3 separate regions of the Mus musculus genome follow, and all the other regions are linked to region 1. A link is a loop called in an ENCODE intact Hi-C map of the cell type or tissue named here. Cell type or tissue: heart. All regions are shown on one strand.

Region 1 (8,000 bases):
CTTTTGGCCAAGTCATTTATTTATTCAGTGAGCACTATATGTCAGATATGCTGCTTGCCACTGGGATTTAAGAAAACAATGTGGGTCAGGCCCTTCCCTTAATAAAATTCTTAACAGTAGGCACACTGGATGGAGGCAGGCATGTGAGAGAAGCCTTATCATCAGGTGGCAAGAGCTGTTCCAGAAGTCTGAGGAGTACAGTGTGAAGTACCAGTGAGGGCTCAGTGCATTCAAACCTGCGACTGGAAAATGACAGAGCTCAGGAAAGTGCCCACGGCGGAGGCGGCCTTGCAGTTCTAGGCTGCAACCTACTCAGATGACCGAAAACAAAACAAAAAAAAAACGTTAAGCCTGACTGAACACTGGGCCCTGAAACAGCTTCATGAGAAGTGAAAGTGATTCAGGGGTCGCTGGAGTGAAATTGCTGAAAATTAGGGTCGATAAGTGATACTCTCTTTCAGGACAAGGAAGTAACATATGCAGACAAGTACTAGCCTGAGGCTTCTTCCTCCCCTCCCCCAAACCTGGTCCATTTATTTATTTATTTATTTAATTTGATTTTTTTTTGTAAATCAGTGTTGAGTATTCAACCTACTGGTCTTGAATATGATACCAACTTTCTAGATACCAGGATACACTTGTGGCCGCCTGTGACTCTTGCCATACAATAGGGTTCTCAATGTATATGTTTGCATATTGCCTAACAAATGGTTCATGCCTACTAAGGGTTGTAAAATAGGTTGTCATGAAGACTTGCTGGGCTAATGAACACAACTCACTTTAGAATAGCTCTGATACATGATACATGACCATTGCACTGCCTCGGCCACAGGAGGGAAGCTACACTTCTTAGGAAAAGGGCAGGATGTGGCTGCAATTCCAGTCTAGAACACATGCCTCTGTAAATGTAGCTTTTGCTCTCCAGTGGTATTTGTTGTCTCAGAGGCTTAATGCCTCTTACTGTCTGCGAACTTAGGTCTGGTCCTGGAAGCTTCTAGCCTCTGTACAATCTCATTTATGCCTAGAATGTTTTCATTCAGAGACTTGCCGGTGCATAAGCTCATCCTTTCTAGTTCTTTCTGAGCTCGGACTGGCTGGTTCAACTCAGCTGCTCTGGAGCAAACTGCTTTCCGAGATGACTCATCCAAACTGGCTTCTCTCTTGGCCTCTGACAGAATTGCTCTGCTTAGCTTCATACTAACTTTGGTGACATGTTCTAATCTTGCTCCTTCTCATTTTTTGGCTCCTTCACCTGTGTCTATCTTGTTCTCTCTCTCTGCAATTGTCCTGGTCGAACTGCCTTTTTCCTGTTTCTCTCTCTCTCTCTGTGCTCTCTTACATAGCTTTCTTTTCTTCTCTCTTCTTGTTGGGCGTATCCTATTCTGTCAAATCTTTCTCTAATTTGTCACTTTCTCTGACACTCAAGTAGATGTCACTATCAAACATGGTGCTTCCTTCTATTAACTAAGTTTACCTTCATTGTTTGGGATTAAAAGTGTGTACTAAGGTTGTGTCTGTATTCCAGCCAGAGCAACCATGTTGTGGGGTTAAAATTCTACTTACCTCCTTAGAAAGGATGGTATGTATACCTGCCATCAGAGTAAGTAAAAGGTACTATATACTTGGTGGCAGAACCCTTCCCAGTCAGGCATGTGGAGACCAAGGAATACATCCAGATGGTAAAGTTGTTGACTACTTAAAATTGCTCTTAAAAGCATGGTCAGTGGACAGAAGAGATGGCTCACTTCTTAAGAGTACTCTAGAGGAACAGGGTTCAGTCCTCAGTACACACCTGACTGCTCACAACTGTGTGTAATTCCAGCTCAAAAGGGTCCAATGTCCTCTCTTGGCCTCTGAGGGCACTAGGCATGTACATACTACATAGATATACATGTAGGCAAAATATCTATATACATAAAGCAATAGTTAAAAAAACCTTCAGAAAAAAACATAACAGTGTCAGGACACTAGAGTCATGAGAGAATTCTGAGTGTGAGAAAACACCAAGAAGAGAAGAGTCACAGACTCTTCTTTAAAACAGAGAAATGTTCGGAGTGTATTTCTGTGGCCCTCCAGGTGCAGCAGGTAGTTTACTTTGACTGTTGCTATTCACATGCTCCTATGGAAAAACATGTTTTCACCATGTGTGGCTTGGGTTTGTAATTGTACACATTACTCATGTGACTCTGCTTAACCCTCAGGATATAAATTGTCTGATGCTCTGAATAAAGTTGGCTATTAACATGAGACTTTAGCATGTCTCATTTTTAGGCCCTGTTCTCCATATTCATTCGGCCTAGTAGAGTGGTAAACAGGTCAGGATGTAGCTGAAGTTCTATTGCAGAAATGTGTTTCATGTTAAATGTGCCGTTGTGAACAGCTCAGTATCTTAAAACCTTTTTCTCAGATGTTTTAGTATTATGTAAATTTTTACATCACCAGGCCTGTGCTGTAAATGCCTTGACCTGCTGAGCCATTTCCAGGGCCTCACCACCCTTTAATTAAAGAATAGTTTCAAACAGTTATGAATTAGGAGTATATATGTGTGTGTGTGTAGTCAGATGACAGCTTACAGGAGCTGAGGTTGTGCCATGTGTCCCAGAGACTGACCTCGGGTTTTCAGGCTTGCATGCACATTTCCTCGAAACTCAATGGATGCCTTGGTGGTGACTTGTTTTCAGTAGGGTCCTAAACATTAACTTTCAAAATCCCCAGTCAGGATCTGTGGGTTCAAGGAAGTGCTTTTCTTTACCAAAGCAATGGTGGCCTTATGGTTATGGGTTTTTTATTCTCGTGTTCTGATGAGGTTAAGTTGTGTGAGGCCCAAACTGCTTGTTAAGCCAATCCAGTTTTGAATCGCACAAAATGACTAGATTTCTCCACTATTCTGCTTGAAAAAAACCACAACTAACTGTTGGAGAAAGGCGACTCCTAAGACTCCTCACAGTAAGGAAGATGGCCAGCTCATTTCTAAATGGAAACTCCCAAGTGCCACAACACATCAATCATCTGACATGTAATCCGACTTCCACTGAGCTGGAATGTACTTTAAATGTCAGGCCTTTGGATGAAGAATGTCAGTTTAGTGGGTTATGTGGCAGAAATGCCTGAATCTGGAGCCCTGTGTGTGTCGGACAAACAGCTTCTCTTCAAACAGCAGAGAGAAGAGTGAACAGAGGGTTATAAGCTGTCTTTTGAATAAGCATATTTCCTAATGTCTCTGCCCGTACCTCATTAAAAAGACAAAGAAAACAGCGGCGGAGAAAACATCATTAGGCTGATATTTGAGAAAATTGGAGAAATATTACACTATGGGTAGAGAGAAAAATTTACATTTTTTAGCTTAAGAAATTGGGAACTTCAAGCACCGTTATTATTATTTTAAATTAAAAGATCTTGGCATGCATTCCAGGCTGGCCTCCGATTCGTGGTTCTCTTGCTTCAGCTAGAATTAGCCTCGGGCTACCGAACCTATTTTCTATAGAGGCCAAGCTAGGCCTGATGGCGAGGCTTGCTCATAATCCCAGTACTAGGGGGCACAATGGCAGAGACAGGAAGATCACAAGTTTAAGGCTATCTCTGGTAGCTAATGAGGTCCAGGCCAGCTCAGGCTGTATGTGACTCCATGTCCAGGAAGTGGGCTGGAGCGAAAATCCTTCTCTTTGCACATTTTCTCCATTTTGCCATCCTTTCCACTCCCACATGCCCTCTGCCCGAATTCCTGTGCCCTTCCCACTGGCATGAGACTCTTGCAGTTTATGAAAAGTGAGGCAATCGGGAGTTCTTTTTCCAACGGGCGAATCTTTTGTTCGGGTGGGGTCAGAGATTGGTGCTGCCTCTGTTTCCAAACAGTCCTAAGTCTGCCGGCCTGGACTAAGGATCTGACCCTAACCTACTTTTTCAGAATGGCTGAAAGCGAGTAACTAAGACTTTTGATGCTCCAGGCCACAAGCCAGCTGTGTGACCTTGGGCGACAGGGTTACGTCTTCTCCAGCCAATGGCGATTAATGATATTTAAAAATCTTAATATCTTTTTCTGAACACAATCGCACGGCTCCGACATTGTACACACAGAGCTTTTAAAGCTCTCCCAAGTAATTCTTAAACCGCAGAACGCTTCTGAGAGCAAACATCCGGTACAGTGCGAGGACACCTGGGCTTCGCAAGTCGCCCCGTGGGAACCTGCGAGCTTCGCGCTGCTCCTCCGCCCACGCTCCGGGGAGCCCTGGAAAACCGATCCTCTCGGGATAGAGTCTGGAAAACTGGCTGAGACTCGAAGCCGGCAGCTTCCGAGAGTGGGTCACGCTGCTGGCGGCATTTAAGGACTCCAGAGCGGCACACACAATTCCAACCCGAGTAGCCCCACCGATCCGCGTGGGTTCCACCTCCTTGATAACCCGGACCCCGGACTTCACCCCTAGCCCCAGCCCCCACGTCGATGTGCCCGTTCCTCCTCCACGTGACACGGGCCGGAACCGTCACTTCCGGCGGCGGGGACAGCGCGCTTGCGCGCGGGGCTCGGCGCCCGGCTCTGCAAGCGGTTGGCACCGGCGCCGCGCCCCCCAACAGCCGCAAGGGGCGGGCGGCATCGGTGTGAGCCGGGCCGGGCCGAGCTGCGGTCTCCAGGGCACGCAGGCCGCCGGGCCTAGCGCCACGCCCCCCTCGGCCGGCCCCTCCCTCTTCCCGGGCAGCTCGCGCCCCGCGCGCCAGGCTCCGCCCCGGCCCCGCCCCGGCCCCGCCCTCCCCGCTGGCTCTGCGGGCGCCGGGCAGCTGCAGCGGGCGGCCAGGGCTGCGCGCTCGGGACGCGCGGAATGTGAGGCGCGGCGAGCCGCTGCGCACCGACGCTCGCGCGCGCGAAGGGCGGCGACCCCTCGAAGACGGTCGGCCGCGCCCGGCGCTCCGCTGTGCGACGCGCGGGTCTGGGCTCTCGCCCTCGCGCGCCCTAGTGCCCTCCTGGTGCCCTCCAGCGCGCCGGCGGGACCATGAAGAAGTTCTCTCGGATGCCCAAGTCGGAGGGCAGCGGCGGCGGGGCGGCGGCTGGCGGGGCCGCGGGCGGCGGGCTCGGCGGCGGCTTCGCAAGCTCGTCCATGGGGGTCCGGGTGTTCGCCGTCGGCCGCTACCAGGTCACCCTGGAGGAGTCGCTGGCCGAAGGTACGGGCGCGGCGGGAGGCAGGTGAGGGAGGCCGGGGTGTGGCGGCGGCTGCGGGGCCGGCCCGGCGGCGGCTGGACAGTGGCTCCGGTGTGAAGCCGCTGGCAGCTCCGGTGCGGGCACGATTGCCTGCTTAGGAGTTTGAAATCTTTCTCTGTTCTTCCTGGCGCGAGGAAAGAAATAGAAGACGTCCCAGTAAGTGATGTGGTGTCATGATTGGACCCGTGACTCATTAGGGGGTCAGATGGAGCAGTGCTGGGACACTGTCTGGCCGGTGTCCTGCGTTGCTTTCGGGTCCGAGCCTCCCGGACTTCCAGGGCGGTGGACTCCGCTGGGGTTTGTTTCTGCTAAAAACCAAAACAAAACAGGACTCCCAAACCACTGTATATGGCTATATGTATACAGATAATATGTCTCTCTCTCTCTCTCTCTCTGTGTATGTGTGTGTGTGTTGGCACGGTCTTCCAAGTTCAGTGGCTGCTTAGGGGTGGCGTGTGGGAGTAAACTTGAAGCACGTTTATCTTCGTTGTTTAGAATCTTCACACAAGGTCCCGTTTTTTGTCCTCTCTGTGTCATTTTGTTAGTACTTTAACAGGCAAAGTGGAACAGTTTAACTTTTCCATGTGAGGTTTTGGTGGCTCTTTTATTGTCTGAAGGAGGTTATGACAGCGTGTAAAAGCATAGCTAGGGAAAACAAAGTTTACTCCGTGTTAAAAATATTTCTTGACTTTAGTTTTGTATCTCTGGTGTAATTGGTTTGTAGAAAATACTTTCTGATTTCTTATTGCATGCCTTGACCTCTGAAGTTTTGAATGTGGAATATTAAGAAATATGTTGAAAAAGTCCCTGAGAAATAATCTCTTGTATGTATGTGAGTGACTTAAAAATAAGAATAAGAAAACCAGAGACTGTAGGGAGCCGTCTTGATATTCTGTGTTTGAAAAACAAGGCAGCTCCCATTTGTAGTTTTGAAATTCCATGAACAAAAGGAACCAGCACAAGAAAGAGCTGAGGGCTTCTGTCTATAAAATAAAGGAAAAGCAGACTTACATTATCAGGAGTGTGTGTCTTGATTTTGTAGGCCATTGTTCACATTAACAGCACCGCCCCCCCCTTCTGAACATTGGTGAAGTGGAGGGACGAGATTGCCAGATTTTGAGAAGGGTTTCTGAGTGGTTTTGATAGGTTTGTTCTATTGCAAACTTTGCTAGCTATTGATTCAAGAGGAATTTCAAGTGTGAACTAAGTTGGGTAGGTGTTAGCATCGGTGGCTGTCAACTCACGAGTATACTGTCAGTTGTTCAGTAGTACACTGAAGTGTAGCTTGAATGGTGTTAGCCCTTCTCACTGAGTTTCAGGTCTCTTAGTATTAAGAAAAGTACTAACATTTCATCAGTAGACTGTAAATCTTATAGCCCTCACTCTGTTACTCAGTAACGGAGCATTGATATCACTGTTAGAGTGTTCAGTGTGTGTGTGTGTGTGTGTGTGTGTGTGTGTACGCGTGCATGTGCAAGAGGACACACACATGAAGGTAGGCCCGTCACACCAGACTTGAGACAGTTCTGCTAAAGTTACTAGGCAAGCCTTGACTTTTCCATCCTCCTGCTTCAGCCTTCTAGTGCTGGGCTCGTACGCAGGTTGTTATCAACATGCACGGCTTCCACTGACTTTTGCTTTAAGTGTTTCTGTTTGGTATTCGTGGTGTGTATCCTGTGTGTGTGTATGCCTGTGGGTGCATGCATGTGTATGCCTGTGTACACTTGTGTGCAGAACAACGTTGTCTTCCTCACTTGCTTTCCACCTTAGTTTCTAAGACATTGATTGCACTCAGAGCTAGGCTGGCTAGGCTGGCGAGGTTGGCTAGTCAGTGAGCTCCAGTGATCCACCTGTTCTCTTTTTCTGCTAGCATTGGGGGCCCCCAGAAGAAGGCCACAGTGCTCAGCTTTTACATGGAAATTGGGGATGGGATCTGAATTTAGGTCCTGATAATTGCTTGGCAAGCACTTTACCTTTTGGTTTCTGCCTCATTAAAATTTATTTCATTAATTGCTGGGCGTGGTGGTGTTCTCTTTTAATACCAGGCAAGTGGATCTCTGTGGGTTCAAGGCCAGCCTGGGCTGCATAATAAGTTCTAAGACAGCAGGGCTACAAAGAGAGACCATGTCTCAAAAACAAAGAAAAAAAAAACCCATGAAAATAGGTACTTACTTGGCTTTAATGAGTGATCAGGTGGTAGGTGGAAGCAAAGGTTGAAGGAACTTTTATGAAAGATGGAATTTCCTGTGTTTACACGTTGGCTCCTGGGTCAGGTTTAACTCTAGAAGGCAGGGCCCTAGGCTTCTTTCCGATGAGCTGGGCTTCCCTTTCTAGAGCACACAACTGAAAGACTATTCACTTTAATTTTCAACATTCTGCAGGCTAGGTGAGATGCTAGGCACAAGTCTGGTCCACATATAAATATGATTAATCAATAATTGACAGACTTGCTTGTCATTTGAGGCAAGTGTGTGTGAAGAGGCGTGGCATTCAGCGTGACTGCTTGTCTTTTCAATATACCACTCTCTGTCTTACTCTGTAATTGACTGTGTTCTACAAGTTGGAATGAACACTGGCTTAGCAAATACTGAGTCACTGCTTCCAGGGGAAATGGCAGGGTTAGGTACCACAGAGCCTTGCTTCGCAGCATCCTGGTCGGCTGATTTATATGTGTGCCTATCCTTTGTGTTTAAAGACACCTTGTTTAGTGTCGTGTTAGTGATTTCTTTAGTATATCATATCTCTAGCTGAGGCCAAAATGAAGATTATCTCACAGGTTTTCTTTGTAGGAAAACCAGAACGTCTCTTGCAC
Region 2 (8,000 bases), 87 kb before region 1:
CTACCGTGAGTGTGTGAAGCAAAGGGAAGGACTGAGCTGGGTACTGGCCAGCCTAGCTGTGTGAAAGACTGGGGGGATCCTACGCTGCCAGCACAGTCGCTTGTCAAAGACAATGGCTGTCGGCACAGCGCCGCCGGGGTGTCAGGGTTGGGAGAACTGCCAGCGAAAGCAATCCTTTTTGTAATGTGTGCAGTCCTGGGCTAGGACATCAGCTGAAGTTCACTGTGGCTGACCCTCTGAAAAGGGCTTTTCACCAACAACACACCCACACAGACAACTCAGCAAGTTGGAGAATGAAGTTCTAGGGAGAGGCAAGGTGGTGTAATGGGAAAAGATTTGAAATAGGAACGAGCAATCCCTAATTTTAATTCCAATGTCGTGACTCTGATACCTCCTTTAACTTCCATTTTTCTTATTTGCTTACCTGCCCTGGCACCCAGCCACCCAGCCCACAAGGTTGCATTGAAAGCCAGCTTCTACTCAAGACCTTGGGCCAGATGATGTGGGCATTCCAGGATGCTCATTTACATATATTAGGGATGATAATAGTCCGTATACCTCAAAGTTGTAATGAGGATGAAAACAGTTTCTACGTAGTAGAAATGGAAATATTTCATATTCTTCTTGCTTACTTCATGAATGTATCCTGAGAATCATATGAGGTAAACATTATGAACTCAAAGTAGAATATGAATATGTGAAAAATAAATATTCTGACCAAAAGGAAACAAGCTATTGTTGAATAATACTTAGAGAAGGGGGCTGTGTGTGTGTGTGTGTGTGTGTGTGTGTGTGTGTGTGTGTTAGAGAGAAGGGGGGGACGTATAGATAGACAAAGAAACAGACAGACAGAATCTAGGGTCAGTTTTTTTTCCTTGTCTGTTTTAGTGAAACCAAATGTCCCAAAGCTAAAAATAGAAGATGAAACAACTGTCTTTGGAGTTTTTGAGAAAACTGAAAGATAACAACCAAGCCTGTTGCTTCAAGCTAAGGTTCTGATTTCCAGTTGTCTTAGGTGTTTGGGCTCTGCGATCCCTCACGGTTCTGCGGGTGGGAAGAGCTGGGACTGAGTTATGCTGCCCCTTAAAGGAAAGATGAGCTACAAGGCTTTAGTGTCAGAAGCAAGAAGTTGGGGTTTGCTTGTTTTCTCGGATAGAAGAGCCCGGGGAGAGACAATCCAGTATGGGCCACTTCTGCCATGTCCTGTGGGGACCAGGTCACACCCCGCTCATTACATCAGCACATCTTGACACTGCCCGGCTGAAAGCTGGGGTTCTGTGAGAGATCAGAAGGGAATGGATGTGAGGTCAGCCATGAATTCCTTCCATCCAAAACATCCATGGAAATAAAGACCAGAACTAATGGGCAGAATGTCCTCAAGAAAAGTCACTTTATTATTCTTTTGAGTATTTCAGTAGTTCCCTTGATTTTTAAGAGTCTTGTAAAGCCAGGTGTGGTGGTGCATGCATTAATCTCAGCCTTTGGGAGGTGGAGGCAGGAGGATGTCTGTGAGCTCCTTGCCAGTCTGGTCTGCATAGCAAGTTCCAGAACAGGCAGGGCTACATAGAGAGATTCTATCAAAAAAACAAAAAACAAAAAAAAACCAAAACAAAAAAACCACGCAAACAAACAAACAAAAAGAGGAGCTTGCGGTTGGAGTCACGTCTCTGTAATTTGCCTAAGAGAAAAAAAAATGCTATCTGTTCTTGCCAGTTAAATATCTGATATGTCCTTTATCAAAGGATAATGCATTAAATGGATTTTTGGGAATAGGAGGTAGAATAGTAACTTGCTCTGTCTATACCATGAATTGACCTAGTATTGCAGTATCTTCAATAACAGTGCATCCTCCCTCAGAGGGATATATACTATGTAAATAGACTTGTATGAGCTGGAGTGTGGCTAAGTGGTAGGGTACTTGGTAAGCATGGGGTAGGCCCTGAGTTCAACTCCAAGCACTGAAAAATAAAAATATTACCATTATTATAGTATATAATAGTATCTGATTTAATGAAAAGTGATATATTGGGTGAGTTTTCATCTAATATTTTAAGTATTTCTATCCTTTTATTCTCTAAAATATAATATGACATTATTGTATAGTGTAACAGTATATAGTCTAACTCAAAGCCAGTTGTAGCTATCTAGACCTCTTGGTTTCACATGGGAAAAGCTGACAGCTACTCGGCCCTCAGTCTGGCTTTAGAAGGCATTTTGACATGAACAATAGGGTAAAACTATTAAAACATTCCTGGATTTTCCTCAAAAAATAAAAATGTCCTTCCACTGTGGCCACACCACGTGCTTTATGTGGCTGTATGCACTGAGTGAACTCTTTGGTACTTTAAGTAGCTCATATCCATGGATGCTTGTCAGCCTTTCTATGCATTTGGAATGCTGTATCTTCAGATCCTAAGTCACTCTGAGTAGCCATCCCCATGGGACATGGCTGAGCAGTGGCCTAATGACAGGCCATCCAAATGGGACCTGGATGTTGGAGACACATGTCCTCTGGATTACACAAGCCTGAGGTGGCAGTCAAATAAGAAATCTAATCTTTGAAGTTTTAATTCTTTAAAACAAAATCCAAAAACCACATCCGGATGCAATGCTAGCTCGGTGGTAGAGCACTTGCCTTCCACATGAAAGGTTCTGCATGTGACCTCCAGATAAGAAGAAGAAGAAGAAGAAGAAGAAGAAGAAGAAGAAGGAGAAGGAGAAGGAGAAGGAGAAGGAGAAGGAGAAGGAGAAGGAGAAGGAGAAGGAGAAGGAGAAGGAGAAGGAGAAGGAGAAGGAGAAGAAGGAGGAGGAGGAGGAGGAGGAGGAGGAGGAGGAGGAGGAGGAGAAGAAGAAGAAGAAGAAGAAGAAGAAGAAGAAGAAGAAGAAGAAGAAGAAGAAGAAGAAGAAGAAGAAGAAGAAGAAGAAGAAGAAGAAGAAGAAAAGAGCCTACATCTAAATGACACAAACTTATGTTCAATTCAAAATGAACTGAACCCTCCCAGACAACAGTATTATTCTTGGGTAAAATAAGACTTAGAGAAATTTGAAATATATGACCTTAAACAAATCACTTGTGATGGGTAATTTTGTTTGTTTTTGGTTGGTTGGCTGGTTGGTTAGTTTTGTTTTTGTTCAACTTGAAACAGAGTCATCTGGAAGGAGGGAGCCTCAAATGAGAAAATGCCTGTATCACATTCACCTGTAGGGAAGTCTGTGGGGCCTTTTCTTGATTAATCATTGGTGTGAGAGGCTCCAGGACATCCAGGCACGGCCTCCCTAGCAAGTGGTCCTGACTTGTATGAGAAATTGACTGAGTAGCCACGTAGAGCAAGCCAGTAAGCAGGGTTTCTCCATGGTCCCCGCTTCAATTCATGCCTCCAGATTCCTTCCCCTACTCCCTGAGGGCCTGTGTATCAGAGGCTTTCCATGGAGATCTCTGGCCTGGTCAGATGTGAGAGCTCCAGTGAAGGGAAGTGAGTGTCAGCAGGGAGCAGAAGTTCCCTTTGCTTCCACTGCTGCAGTTGGCTCCACCTCTGTCTCTGCTGCGCCTTCCAGGTTACTCTCCTTTACTCAATGCCACCCTGCTCTGAGTTGGGTCGGGCTGGGCCAATGAGGGGCCCGACTAGCCACTGAGGAGTGCAGCAGAGCTTCAGGTGGTGTTTCGGGTGTTTGGGAAGAGCAGACCTCTTCGAAGTGTTACAGCTCTTAGGACAGAAGGCTTAGACAACAGAGTAGTTCTCTGCATCCCTTTAATCCTTCCAGATAGGATTCTTGTATACAGTTTTGGGGTGGGTAAAGGTCTGACAACAGGTACTTCTCATTGGTTTGGTCTGAGAGCTTTGGGGAAATCTTATTAGCATGTGGGAGGGCTTGGTGCTGCTTCTATGTGACTGATGGCCACAGACCTCTGAGGGGTAGGGGAGGCAGTAGCAGCGACTGGATCCAGGGGCCCCAGAGGCATGGCTGAACTCCTATGGTCCCATGAAGGCAAAAGTCACCACCCACCAGGTCTCCAGAGTTCAAGGCCTGTGCTCAACTGGGACAAGCTGTCTGTGCACAGTTCACTGCCCCATAACTCTCAAAGATGGACTATGCCCTGGAAAAGTAAGCTAAATAAACTCTCTTCCCCACGTTTTGGTGGTGTTGGTGGTTTTTTGTTTTGGGTTTTTTTTTTTCCCCCATGATATTTATCACAGCAATAGAAAGCAAACTCAGATATCATTTTGTGGTAAGAATTTTGGTTTCTTAAAATACACACACATACACACACACACACACACACACACACAGAGAAAAGAACGTGCTTTCATTTTATTCCCAGGTGTGGGACATGGGGCTGCTTCAGCGTGTACGAAGCAGCTGACTGATTTTCCTTGAGCTCTGGTGGGGGCATGATTCTGACACTTGAAGACAGTTTTATGCGATTGTGTGGTGTTTGGAATTCTGGAAAGTTTTCAGGGAATATATAAAAAAGGGCCCTGAGAGGTGGAGTTGTTGATTGTTGGTTGGTTGGTTGGTTGGTTGGTTGGTTGTTGGTTGTTAATGGTTGTTGTTGATTACAGTTTGATAAGTAGTCCTGTGCAAAAAGAAGAAACAAGAAGAAATCACATATCTTGACAGCAAAGATCAAACTTGCTCCCAGAAACTCAAGACCCCTGTTAGCAGGAACAGTCCCACCTATTAATGATAACACCCCCTTTTCCTTTCTATCCTTTTTTTTCTCCTATCTAGTGTTAGGGGGTTAAAAGGACAGAAAACAGATGGAGAAGGGTGGAAGAAAGAATAATCCACAAAGTAGCTAAAGCCTTGCTGCATCACTTAACTACATCAAGTTGTTAATTAATAATAGCAGTAATACTTACATTTGATTATTGGTAAGGTAGTTCCCTCCAATATTGCTATGGTCTTAAATAATAGCTTACGGCCACCCCCTCATATGGTCAAAGGATTCCACTTCTGAGATTCTGAGAAGACTAGTAGAACTGTACCTTACAGGGTCCTCTGTTTGCTTCTCTGTGCTGACTCTCTTCACTCAGAGCTCTTCCATTCCAGGCAGGCTTTGTTCACTTAGACTCTTTTCCAGGTTTTGGGGGTTGCTCTTTAATTCTGAGCATTTAGCTACTATCTCTCGCTGCAAAGGTTGGCAAGAGAATTCTGGCAAGTGGAGCAGATGTAAATAGAAGTGAGCTGAAAGTTTGTTCAGGACAATACCATAGATCCATCATCTCTCTACTCTACGGGGCTTCTTAGGCAAGATGGAGGGGGGGGGGGCTTAGAGCATGAGCTCTGGAGAACAATCACTGAATTCATTTCTTACACCTGTTCTGTTTTGGCCCTTTAACCTTGGGATTAAATTATATTTTTCCATAAAGTACTGGGAACAAATATACTAAGTGTTACCTATAAACGTTAACCAGAACTATATTGAGACATCTACAACAGTGTTCTCTCACATTTGAATGGCTGCCCTTCAAGGCAATGTTTGAACCTGTGCAAAATACAATAGAATATTCCTGGGATGATTGCAACAGGACAAAGGACCTTTCATGGTATTTCAACAGAAATAAATGGAGACTTGGCTACCCGCTAGACCATGCGTATGTGGCCTGTGGCTGGTTCTGAGCCCCTCACGGCTTTCACTTTGTCCCTGCCCACAGTCTTCAGCGGCCCCGTAGCTTTGATGCTTCCCTCCTCCCGGTTTGTAGTTCACTGTCATCAGCAGCCCGGTTTCCTGTCTTGTCATTGTCCAGCTGCTTGTCTGGCACCGCTAACTCCTTCCTCTTCCTCTCCAGAGGATGTCGACATTTCCAGTACAGACGGGCAACGCCACCAGCTCTTCTGGCTGCAGCTCTTCCTTCTTTAAACCTCCTTTGAAGCCTCGTGAGTTTCCTGTAATGACTGCGTCTCTGTTTTGGCTATTTTAGTACTTATGTGGCTTTTGATTTTGATCTGGATTCACATCTTCTAGCCAAAACCCATCTCCAACAAGTAGTTTGGGGTTTTGCTGGAAGGTAATTTGAATTTGTTTACAAGATCACCAACTCCCAATTTAGATGTCCTAAGACTTCTGAAGGGGAGTGGCCTTCCCAGAGTGCCTTGCCCTCATTATCACTAAGCTATGTTATTAGGCAGGGATGGGCTGTTTTGTTTGTGAGCTAATCCTGCTTCTTATAATTCTCAGTGCTCACTGCTGAATCAGGAGAAGCAGGGAAGTCACTTCAGCAGAACTGAAGAATTAAACACACACACACACACACACACACCACACACACCACACACACACACACACACACACACACACACCACACACACACACACACACACACACACACACACACACACACACACGCTGGTGCACGTATACCAACCACATAGAGCACAGGGCTATTTCATCATAATCATCTGACATCTTTTCTGCAGGAAGTCACAAATACAAAATAGATATGAACAAAAATAACTCAGTTGTCGTAACAGATGAGGAATGATCTCTGTCTTCTCCCTCCTTCCCCTCCTCCCGCTCCTCCCCCTCCTCTCTGTCCTCCTGTCTCTCCCCTTTCTCTTCCTCCTTCTCTCCTACCTCCTTTCCCTCTTCCATCTCTTCCTACTTCTCTCTGTGTGTCTTGATCTCTCTGGTCTCTCCCCTTCTTGTCCTTCTTCTCTGTTATCATTATTCATATGAATAATACAAAAAAAATCTCCCAGATATTTCTCTGTCTACTCTCAATGATTAGGGCCCCACAAGTGTTTGTTCTTTGAACCTTTCTTCCCCTGAGCAACTTTTGTGCTCCAGGTGCTCAGGAAAGAGATCAGATAGGTCCCTGGCACCCAGAACCTTCTAATTGGGTGGTGGTCATTTTTCACTACTGGGTGCTGGAAACTTTCTTTTAAGAAAAAGCCAGTGCATCTCAAGATTCCATGAGAAGAACACGAGGCAGGAGAAGACGGGGCTTATCCTGTGCCCCATCTCGAGGTTTCCTAAGAGGCCAGATGCAGTACAGAGCTGCTTCCTTCCTATTTCTGTTGCTCAGAACTCACAGCCAAACACTAAAACCCAGCAAATCAGTTGCCTTCCCACCATGCAGAGACTTTCCCTTGGCCGCTTGTTTTCATCAAATAAGAAGGTTCCTCTTACCTAACAGGGTTTCTTGTGCCCTGTCAGCCACAAGCCTAACTTCCAGCTCTTGTCCTGCTTTGGTTTTCTCCTCATAAAGACTTTTATTGGCTCTGCAGCATCACTATTTAGGCTCCCTGGGATGCTTACTGGAGGTCCACCATTCAAGAGTGACCGTTAAAGGTCTGGCTACGAGGCTGTCAGTAAAGTGCCTCCAATGCAAGCGTGAAGACCTAAGTCTCCCTCCCCAGCACCCAAGTGAAAAGCAGGGAAGCAGAGCATAAACCTGTAATTCCTGGGTGTGGTTGGGGAGGCTGAGGCAGAAGGATCCTGGGGCTTCTCTTCCTAGACAGCCCTGCCTTTAAAATAAAGTGAAGAGGAATTGGTGATTGAAAGATACCCAGTGTCAACCTCTGGACTCCACACACACACACACACACACACACACACACACACACACACCACTCATGCCCACAGAGCCAACATGAAGCTTGTAATCCAACCTATACTTTGGTCTTTTCTACTCTTTCCTTTTACAGAAGATTTATATTGAAACTTTTTAAAGCTCTGCTTCTGTGCCTCTTGACTTTTCCTAAAATGACTTCACCTAAAAGTAGCTGAGGCCAAGCAGAGCCCTTCTTGTAAACAACTGACAGGAGACATGATAGCCCTTAATGAGTACAATCTGGGCTGTCTCTGGCATTTTTGTGTGGACAAAATAATCAAAAGCTAATTTGAGCACAGAGGAAATGAATAAAACTTCTTGCCGCTGAAAAAACTCAGAGGAAATCAGGGTCAGGCAGAGTCCTGCTGTGCAGCTGGGCTCTGTCCTATGCCAGGTTCCTATTGCCCAAATGTCCCACTCTCTATCTGGGTGGGAGTTAGGATC
Region 3 (8,000 bases), 140 kb before region 1:
CTTTGCAATTAAAAAGAGTTCTATGAGATGGGAGCTATTACAAGACCTTTGGGCCATCAACATGACTATGCAGACTTGGGGATCCCCATGGAGGGGTCTTTCCCTTGTCTCTGCAATCCTGGCCAATACTCTACTATTGGCCATTGGTATTAGAGATTGTTTTCTTCTCTATCCCTGTACATCCCAAAGATTGTCAACATTTCACATTTTCAGTTCCCCAAATTAACAACTCTGGCTCAGCTTCCTGATATGAATGATGTAGGCACGATGTTTCTGTGCACTGGGTAAAAGTTATCCTTGTATTATTCAAATACTGATTTCTCTGTCCCCTTGTTTCAATCTGGGCATGGCATTGTAATACTTAAGTCAAGAATCTCCTATGTCAAGTTTGTATAAACAATGTTTATCATTTATTCGTGTCAATAAAAGCGATTACCCAGTGGCTGGGCAGAAGATAGAATATGGTGGAACTCCCACCAGCCAGAGGAGGGAGGGAGGGAGGGAGGGAGGGAGGGAGGGAGGGAAGGAGGGAGGGAGAGAGAAGAGTAAGACAGATTGAGCCACAAGGAGGGAGGAGAGGTGATTTTAGCTGGAGCATGAAAGGCCCTACATGAAATTATTACAGGGATTTTGGCCAGGAAGTAGCCAGATTACCTTAGAATAATGAGGTGGATCAATGACTGCCTAGGTATTTCAGTGAAGCTTGAAAATAAATCTTGGTTTCTCTGTGTCACTACTGGGGAATTAGCTAGGATAAAGAAAAAAGAGCCACTGTATTAATTTATATTTACTATTTATACTAATTTACTATTTGTATTTATATTATTTATATATTTATATTAATTTATATTATATTTCTATAATCATACATTAATAAAAATAAAGATAATATTAATACAATTATATATAAATATATAATGTATATTAAAATTACTGTTACAGAATGAAGACTCCTCCACCAAGGGATGGCCACCAGCCACACTATTTGCCAAGAAGTGGTTGCTGCTGCTCTGAAATCACATTTAGAAAAGGGAATACACACTTATCACTCTCCTGGTTAAACAACCACTGTACTAACTACCACCTGAGACTCTGCTCCCCAGCTCGTCCGAATCCTGACACTTCAAGCACATAATGGCCAATTGGGAGCTGGGAACCCACACATAACTACCTGTAATTCCAGCTCCAGGAGATTGTAGAAAGAGCTGGCCTTTGAGGGCACCTGCATTTATGTGAATACTGCCCCACACATATGCATAATTAAAAGTAATAAAAATAGGTTTTGAAGATAAAATGAAAAGATGCTCAGTACAGTAGTAGAACATAACCCTTAATAAATGTTATTTTAAGCCATGGTTGGGGGTTCACACTTGTACTTACAGCTACTAAGTTTCTTATAAAAATTAATTAAAATTTTTCATACAATATATTTTGATTATTTCCCTCCCTTAGTTCTTCCCAAACTCCCTCACCTCCCTATGCACTCAACTTCATGGTCTTTCTCTTTCTCTCTTTCATAACACAAAATCAAACGAAAACCCTCCAAAATTAATTTAAAAACATGGAAATGAAAATCAAAGCAAGCAAAATGCAGGAAAGAAAAATGAAAATGTCAAAATAAAATGAAGCAAAAAGGGAAGAAAGAAAGAAGAGAGGGAGAGGGAGAGGGAGAGGGAGAGGGAGAGGGAGAGGGAGAGGGAGAGGGAGAGGGAGAGGGAGAGGGAGAGGGAGAGGGAGAGGGAGAGGGAGAGGGAGAGGGAGAGGGAGAGGGAGAGGGAGAGGGAGGAGAGGGAGAGAGACTGTGCCTGGGCATGGGTCCTGCTCTATAGTATGATTGATATACACAGTGAGACTCCACTGGAGAAAACTGACTTGCAGTTCCTTGAGTTTAGTTTCTCAGCAGGTATCAACTGTAAATAACTTCTTGGTTAGAGATGGGACTCTGTCCAATTTGTCCCATCAGTGCCAGGACACATCTGGATTGAACTGGTGCAGGTGTTGTATGTGCTGCCACAGTCTCTGTGAGTTCATATGAGTTCTGAGACTCTCACAACAGCTGGCTAGACCAGCTGGAAGCTGCTTCTGCCTCTGGTTATCCTAAGGGACTAGAGACTGCAGATACTTATGTAAGCGCTATGTGCCTGAGGGATAAAAGCCGGATAGAACATGGAGGCAGAGCCATGACCTTAGGATCAGGATGCTCAGATCTGGAAGACCCTGTTTCCTTGGAGTCATTCCTCAGCTACAGCCATTCTTCCTCCTCTTCTGCAAAGATCCCAGATTCTTGACAAGACAGGCTTGATGACAACGCCCCATCAAGTGCTCAGACTTCTCTCACTCTGTATATTGTCCAGGTGTGATTCTATGTCAGTTATATTATTTTTACTTTAATCATAAGATAATCATACAAAGCAGCTATTATTATTAGTTTGGAGATTGAAGGATGATTACTTAAATAGTTCTAGACATTCTTGATCTAGTGATATTGATCCTGGGGTCGTTTGGGACAGAGCCTCGGTCCTGGCAGTCCTCACAAGCTAGGTTAGGGCACTTGTCCTCGATAGATCAGTTAAGGAAATAGGTAATAATGAAAAACAGAAAAGAATTTATTCAATACAGTAACATTTGAAAGAAGAACAAAGAAAGATATTCAGTGGTGTGCAAACCCATCAATAAATGTGGCATCTGGGTTTAAATAGAGGGAAAGAGGTGGGCATAACTACGCAGTCAGGGTCGAGATGTGACCACCACTAACCCCCTGTCTAGGCTCTCATCTGTCCTACAAGATGGTCTGACAAGTTGTGAGGGTCTCTTTTCCAGAGACAAGCTCCTTTTCTGGTTGGCATCTTGGGAATGATTGTCTCCATAATTTGAAGGAAAAGTTGTCTCTCTGTAGTATATCTTCATACCTACCACACAGTTGCAAGATCTTACCTCAAAAAGAAAGACGATTCTGCTACCTTATATCATATGTTATTATAGTGTTAGTCAAGGAGGGTGGTTTTCATTGCCTCTGATTTCCACAAGGTGGCAGGTCAACTTCAAAGCCAGATGGTTGGTTTTGTGTCCAAGTAACAAAATCTATTTTACTTGTTTAAGAGTAGTTAGTCCAGATAGGAACTACGTGGAAACATGCTTTGCAGAGTGCATGTCATATTCCAGGAGTCTTGTTGTGACTGTAAACACTTTCTCAATGAAGATTACGTAACTCAGTTCTTTGCTGTTCATCATTCTCGGGGAAGTCTGCATTTATATGAAGTATGTGTATGTGCGTGCATGTGTGCGTGCGCGCGCGTGTGTGTACATATATATATATATATATATATATAATACATTTGTATGTATATATGTATATACTATATGTGTCTGAGTGTGTGTATACTAGCTTAGTCATGGATCACCTTCACTGATGAGTATCTGCAAGTCAGCTCACTGAACACTGGTTAATCCATGAAGACAGTGAAGGAGAAACTTTGCAATCTGGAAGGAGCCCTGGCCTTGTAATATGGTGAACGTTAGAAGGCAGGAGACTCTAGATCAAGAATATACTTGGTCTGGAGATTAGGTGCTTCAAAAATGGCAAATGAAGATACTGGATAGAAGGTTCTCAAAGAACCTACTCGTGCTTTTGAAGGAAATGTTTAGGGTAATGTGATCCAGAATTTACTTCTGTATATTTTCTGCTGTCCATTTTCATATCATTTGCATGCCATGTTGATAGCCTCCAATTTCTGCATCTGAATTGTCTTGAATGCATTGGGTTTGGAATCAGATCAGTCTGGGCTCAGATCTTGGCTTTCTACTTAACTACAACAACGTGTATGTAAATCAGTATGTAATTGGCAAATACTCCTCTCTTTGCAACCTGATACTTCAGCTACAAGTAAGTCCTTACCCAAAAGAGTTATGAATATTTAATGACATGAAGAGTATTAGAAAGTTAACTCAATAAAATTCAATTAGTGGAGAAAGACATAAAATCATTTGCCCTGCCATACTAACCTGAGGTGGCCAGAAGAAAGATACCTAAGCAACTACCTAGGGCATCACTACCACAAATGAATGTGTGATGGAGAGATGGGAAGATGGAGTTTGTGGTGGTGAGATAGAGGAAAAAGCAAAGCCAAGGGGTTTGTATACTATGGAGAAATATGGAACTGGAGACTGAACAGCAGCAAGATGAGGAGGCCATGGTGGTCTCCACATGGTCTTAGCCCAGGTCTCTGCCACAAAAGGCCATGTCTGGATTCATGATGCAGCTAGGGTCTGTGTCATTGTCTGTGGCCTGAGTTACCACCAAAGGTGAAAACCATGTGGATGTCTGAGGGTGTGCTGGCATGGGGGTGAAGGGGATGATGTACTGATCTGAATAGCGCATCACCTGAGGCCATGGGACATCCAGGCCCAGGTTGTTGCTAGGGATCATGTCTGGGTTCATGGTCCTAGGGCATCATGGGTCTGTGTTGATGTCCCTTGGGCATGCAAGCGCTGGCTGGCTCTATACCTTGTGGGAGATGTTCTCCCCTTCCTTACCTCTTTCCAGCCTTGGCCCTGAGGTTATGAGAGCAGAAGAGCTGTCTCTGCCCCTCACTGATTGTAGCACTAAGGAGTGTGGGCTCTACACCTTGCCAGAGCAGCACAGTACAGCTGACTCTGGTGGCAGGGGTGCAGATGAGCCAGGCCCAAGAACATGAGAGCAGGAGATTTGACCCTGCCCCTCGCTGAATGCAGCATTAAGTGAGCTAGCCTGGGAACTACTGGAGAGCTTGCCCCAATGGTATGGGCCTAGGAAGACTAACCAAATCATCTACCTCCCAGGCCCAGATCCAGAACCAAATAGGGCTTTGAGTTGTCCTACCCCAACATCTACCCCATCTATGATCTGCTAGAGCATGTGAAAGGGCTGGACCAGCAGAGGCAAAGCTAGAGCATCTCCATGATACAGGACAACAACAGGATATCTGAGAGGGGTGAAGACCCAGTATTGATAGTGTAACAGAAGCCAGAAGCCTCAAACCAGACTAATGATTCATTGCCATAAACATTTGCAAGTAAAGATGTGTGACAGAAGGATACACTGTGTGACACACAGTGACACACGACAGATGTTTTGTTTTTTTGGTTGGTTGGTTGGTTGGTTGGTTTGATTTTTTACTTTTATTTTTTATTTTCTTTAGGGAAGAGGTTACAAGGGTGGAGCGCGAGGGCAAAGACATGAGTGGGATAGGGGAACATGATGTGCAAGAGGTTTCAGAAACCTTACTTAGTAGTCTGGGGACATGACTCAGTGGGTAAAGTCGCTGTCTGGTGAGCAGAAGCCCTGGAGTTTAGTTCCTAGTACTATGTAAATCAGCAGGAAGTGTTCAGCAAACAACTGAAGAAAAAAAATAAATACAATTTATTTTAGTCTCTCAGTAAAATATCTCTAAATCTTTGGGGGACGTCTTTGGGGAAATATCTCTTTCATAAAGGGAATCAAACACGTATAGTTTCATGATTACCGGACTGGACAACAGATTCACGCTCAAGCCAGGACAGCACAGGTTTCTATTGTTGCAGATAGCTGTGTGGTTCTGGTAAGTCAGTGTAGCTGCACACTTGACCCAGTGCCTTCACCCTGTAAAGTGCTCCATAAGTGCTAGCCATTGTTCTCTGGCTCCATTTGGAAAACTTACAATGGCTTGTACTCATTCATTTGGGGGATGTAGGATGCTGTGAAGTTCTCTTGAGTTTGCAATTCTGAGAGAAGATAAAAGTTGACCTCCTGGTAATTCCCCTCCTGCAAGCCTTGCTTTATGAAGCACGGAAAGTACCCCCAAATTTCTTTTCAAAACTACCCAGTTAGTGAGTAGACTCAGACCCTCCCACTCACTCTCTCAACATCTCCTCTAGTCCCTGAGAACCAAGTGAGATTGGTGACTTTGTACTTAAGTCACTTTGCTGCTCTGTTGTTTCTTCCAGTTAAAGTAAGTCTTTCCTGATGACATCTTCTCCGCCATGAGTAGCCCTGCTTAGAGACTACAGTCTGCGTGTTCTTCCATCACCTTTTCAATGTCAAAGAGGGAGAGTTTCAAAGAAGGGCAGTTACCCAATAGCACTAATGTTAAATGGCTGCTGTGTGTTGGGCTAATCTTGTGTGCACTGTGTCAAGGTTACCTTTGTATTATTCAAGTGCTGATTCTGTATGGGCAGAGATTTGAACACCGGAAGGCTTTATATTGTTATTTTTATGACATATCACCTATCTCTGTGTTATGTAAACATCTTCTCCATCGCCTTCTGACTGGTTTACTAAATGGTAGAGCAGCCTATAGCAAAGCAGGAGAGGAAAGTTGTAACTTCCGGGTAGAGATGGGAATTCTGGAAACACACACACACACACACACACACACACACACACACACACACACACACACGGGAAGGTGCTGGAACTGAAGGAGAAGTAACTAATGAGCCACATGGCAGAATTTAGATCCGAATAAATGGGTTAATTAAGTTATACAAGCTAGTTGGGAAATAGCCTGAGCTAAGGCCTGAGCTATCATAAATAATAATTGTCTCTGTGCCATTACTGGGTGGCTGGTGGGTCTGAGGCAGTCTGGGCAATAGCTGCAGTATGCTTGAAAAGGAAATGCCAGACTTCAACCCAAGCCAGCCAAACAATTCATCCAAACCACACTGTGCACACAGGAAAACTGGTTGTCTGCACCTCCTTCCAGTCTCTCTGGGTGCAACTCTAAGAGGGTGAAAAGAGCCACAGTCCCAAGTGGCTTTGCTAGCCCTAGGGTTGCACTAAAGCAACTGGTGTGGTTTGCTGACACTGATCACCTGGGTGGTGGTGGAGAGAGAGCTGAAGAGGACATTGAAATCCTTCCTCCTGCAGGAATGAGCCCCAGTGAGGAGGAGAAGAAAGCAGAGAACAAAGAGTGAGGCAGTAGGTGACAATGAGCCTCAATTAGCAACTACTTTCAAAGAACAATGGCACACTGGTCTAGGTGGTCTACAGTGTCTACCTCAGATGGCCTTCACAGATCTGCCATATGGAAACACCTACTTCTTTTGTGTTGTGCTATGTTAGAAAGCCAAGTCCTCATAAGAGAAACTGAGCTCACCCACTGCAAATCCTCCTGAAGCAGGTGTTCACAGAGCTCTTCATGGGAAACGTTGACTTCCGTGCTCACCACTCCAAGCAAGCTCCTCCAGCCTTTCAGTTCTTCAATACTTACTTCATGGTGACCATGGGTGAAGCTTCATGGTAACCATGGGTGAAGCTATGTTACTATGTGCTAGGGTTATGAAGATGAATAAAGCCACACGTTTTCTGGTTTCAAGAAATTGCTGTTCTGTGTACAGAATGTTGTGTTCAAAGGGGTCTGGTTAAAAAACAAACAAACAAACAAACAAACAAGCAAGCAAGCAAAACCACAAAAAACACCTGGTCGAAGAATCCAGTGACATGATTGTTCCATTAGGGGGAAGGTTTCTGTTTGTTTTTATTCTCTCATGTTAAGCATCCCCTCCCTCTCCTCCTCTTAGCCCCCAACCTCATCTCCCCTCTCCCCTAGACCACTCCTCCTCCATAAAGAGCAAGCTTCCCAGTGATACCAACCAAACATGACATAACAAGATGCCACAAAACTAGGTACACACCCTCATATCAAGGCTGGATAACGCAACTCAGTTGGAGGAAAAAGGTTCCAAGAGCAAGCAAAAGAGTCAAGATACCCCCACTCCCATTGTTAGGAGTCGAACAAACACTCCAACCTAGACAACTGCAGCATGAGTACAGAGAACCTGCGTAGGCTCTGTGGTTGCCTCTTCAGCCTCTATGAGCCCTTATGAAGCCTGCTTAGTTGATTCTGTGGGTCTTGTTTTTATGGGATCCTTAAACCCTCTGGCTCCTATGATCTTTCTACTTCCTTTTCTGTAGGGTTCCCTAATATTTAGGTGTGGTGTTATGCCCGAGTTGCAGAGAACCCAAAGACCACCAAGGAGCCAAT

What was found. A loop is a pair of places that touch in the nucleus more often than their neighbours do. Peaks named below come from ENCODE experiments on the same cell type or tissue, not always from the same donor. Only the 100,000 strongest peaks of a DNase experiment are listed, where the experiment ranks them.
Region 2: it touches region 1 in a loop (2.3-fold over the local background); 13 of 42 quality-filtered maps call a loop at or near these places.
Region 3: a loop joins it to region 1, with 2.0 times the contacts of the local background. A loop is called at or near these places in 2 of 42 quality-filtered maps.

The regions. Positions count from the first base shown.
Region 1 is chr5:96,992,946-97,000,945 of GRCm38, forward strand. It overlaps Bmp2k (BMP2 inducible kinase), which reads left to right and starts at 4,744. Exons shown (of 16, transcript NM_080708.1): 1 at 4,744-5,151. The coding sequence starts at 4,983. In heart, a CTCF peak has its summit at 4,561; DNase peaks (open chromatin) are centred at 4,586, 5,006 and 5,376; H3K4me3 peaks cover 3,883 bases; H3K27ac peaks cover 3,825 bases.
Region 2 is chr5:96,905,974-96,913,973 of GRCm38, forward strand. It overlaps Gm24623 (a small nuclear RNA gene), which reads left to right and starts at 1,659; the gene lies at 1,659-1,852. It overlaps Gm33370 (predicted gene, 33370), which reads right to left. Exons shown (of 3, transcript NR_168888.1): 2 at 4,989-5,154; 3 at 4,297-4,576. In heart, no CTCF peak of the experiment used is centred here; DNase peaks (open chromatin) are centred at 3,438, 5,748, 6,078, 7,068 and 1 weaker place; H3K4me3 peaks cover 930 bases; H3K27ac peaks cover 2,600 bases.
Region 3 is chr5:96,851,518-96,859,517 of GRCm38, forward strand. No RefSeq gene overlaps it. Among named protein-coding and RNA genes, the nearest start is that of Gm33100, 24 kb to the right of the region's middle. In heart, a CTCF peak has its summit at 3,016 (motif pointing right); a DNase peak (open chromatin) is centred at 2,134; H3K27me3 peaks cover 775 bases.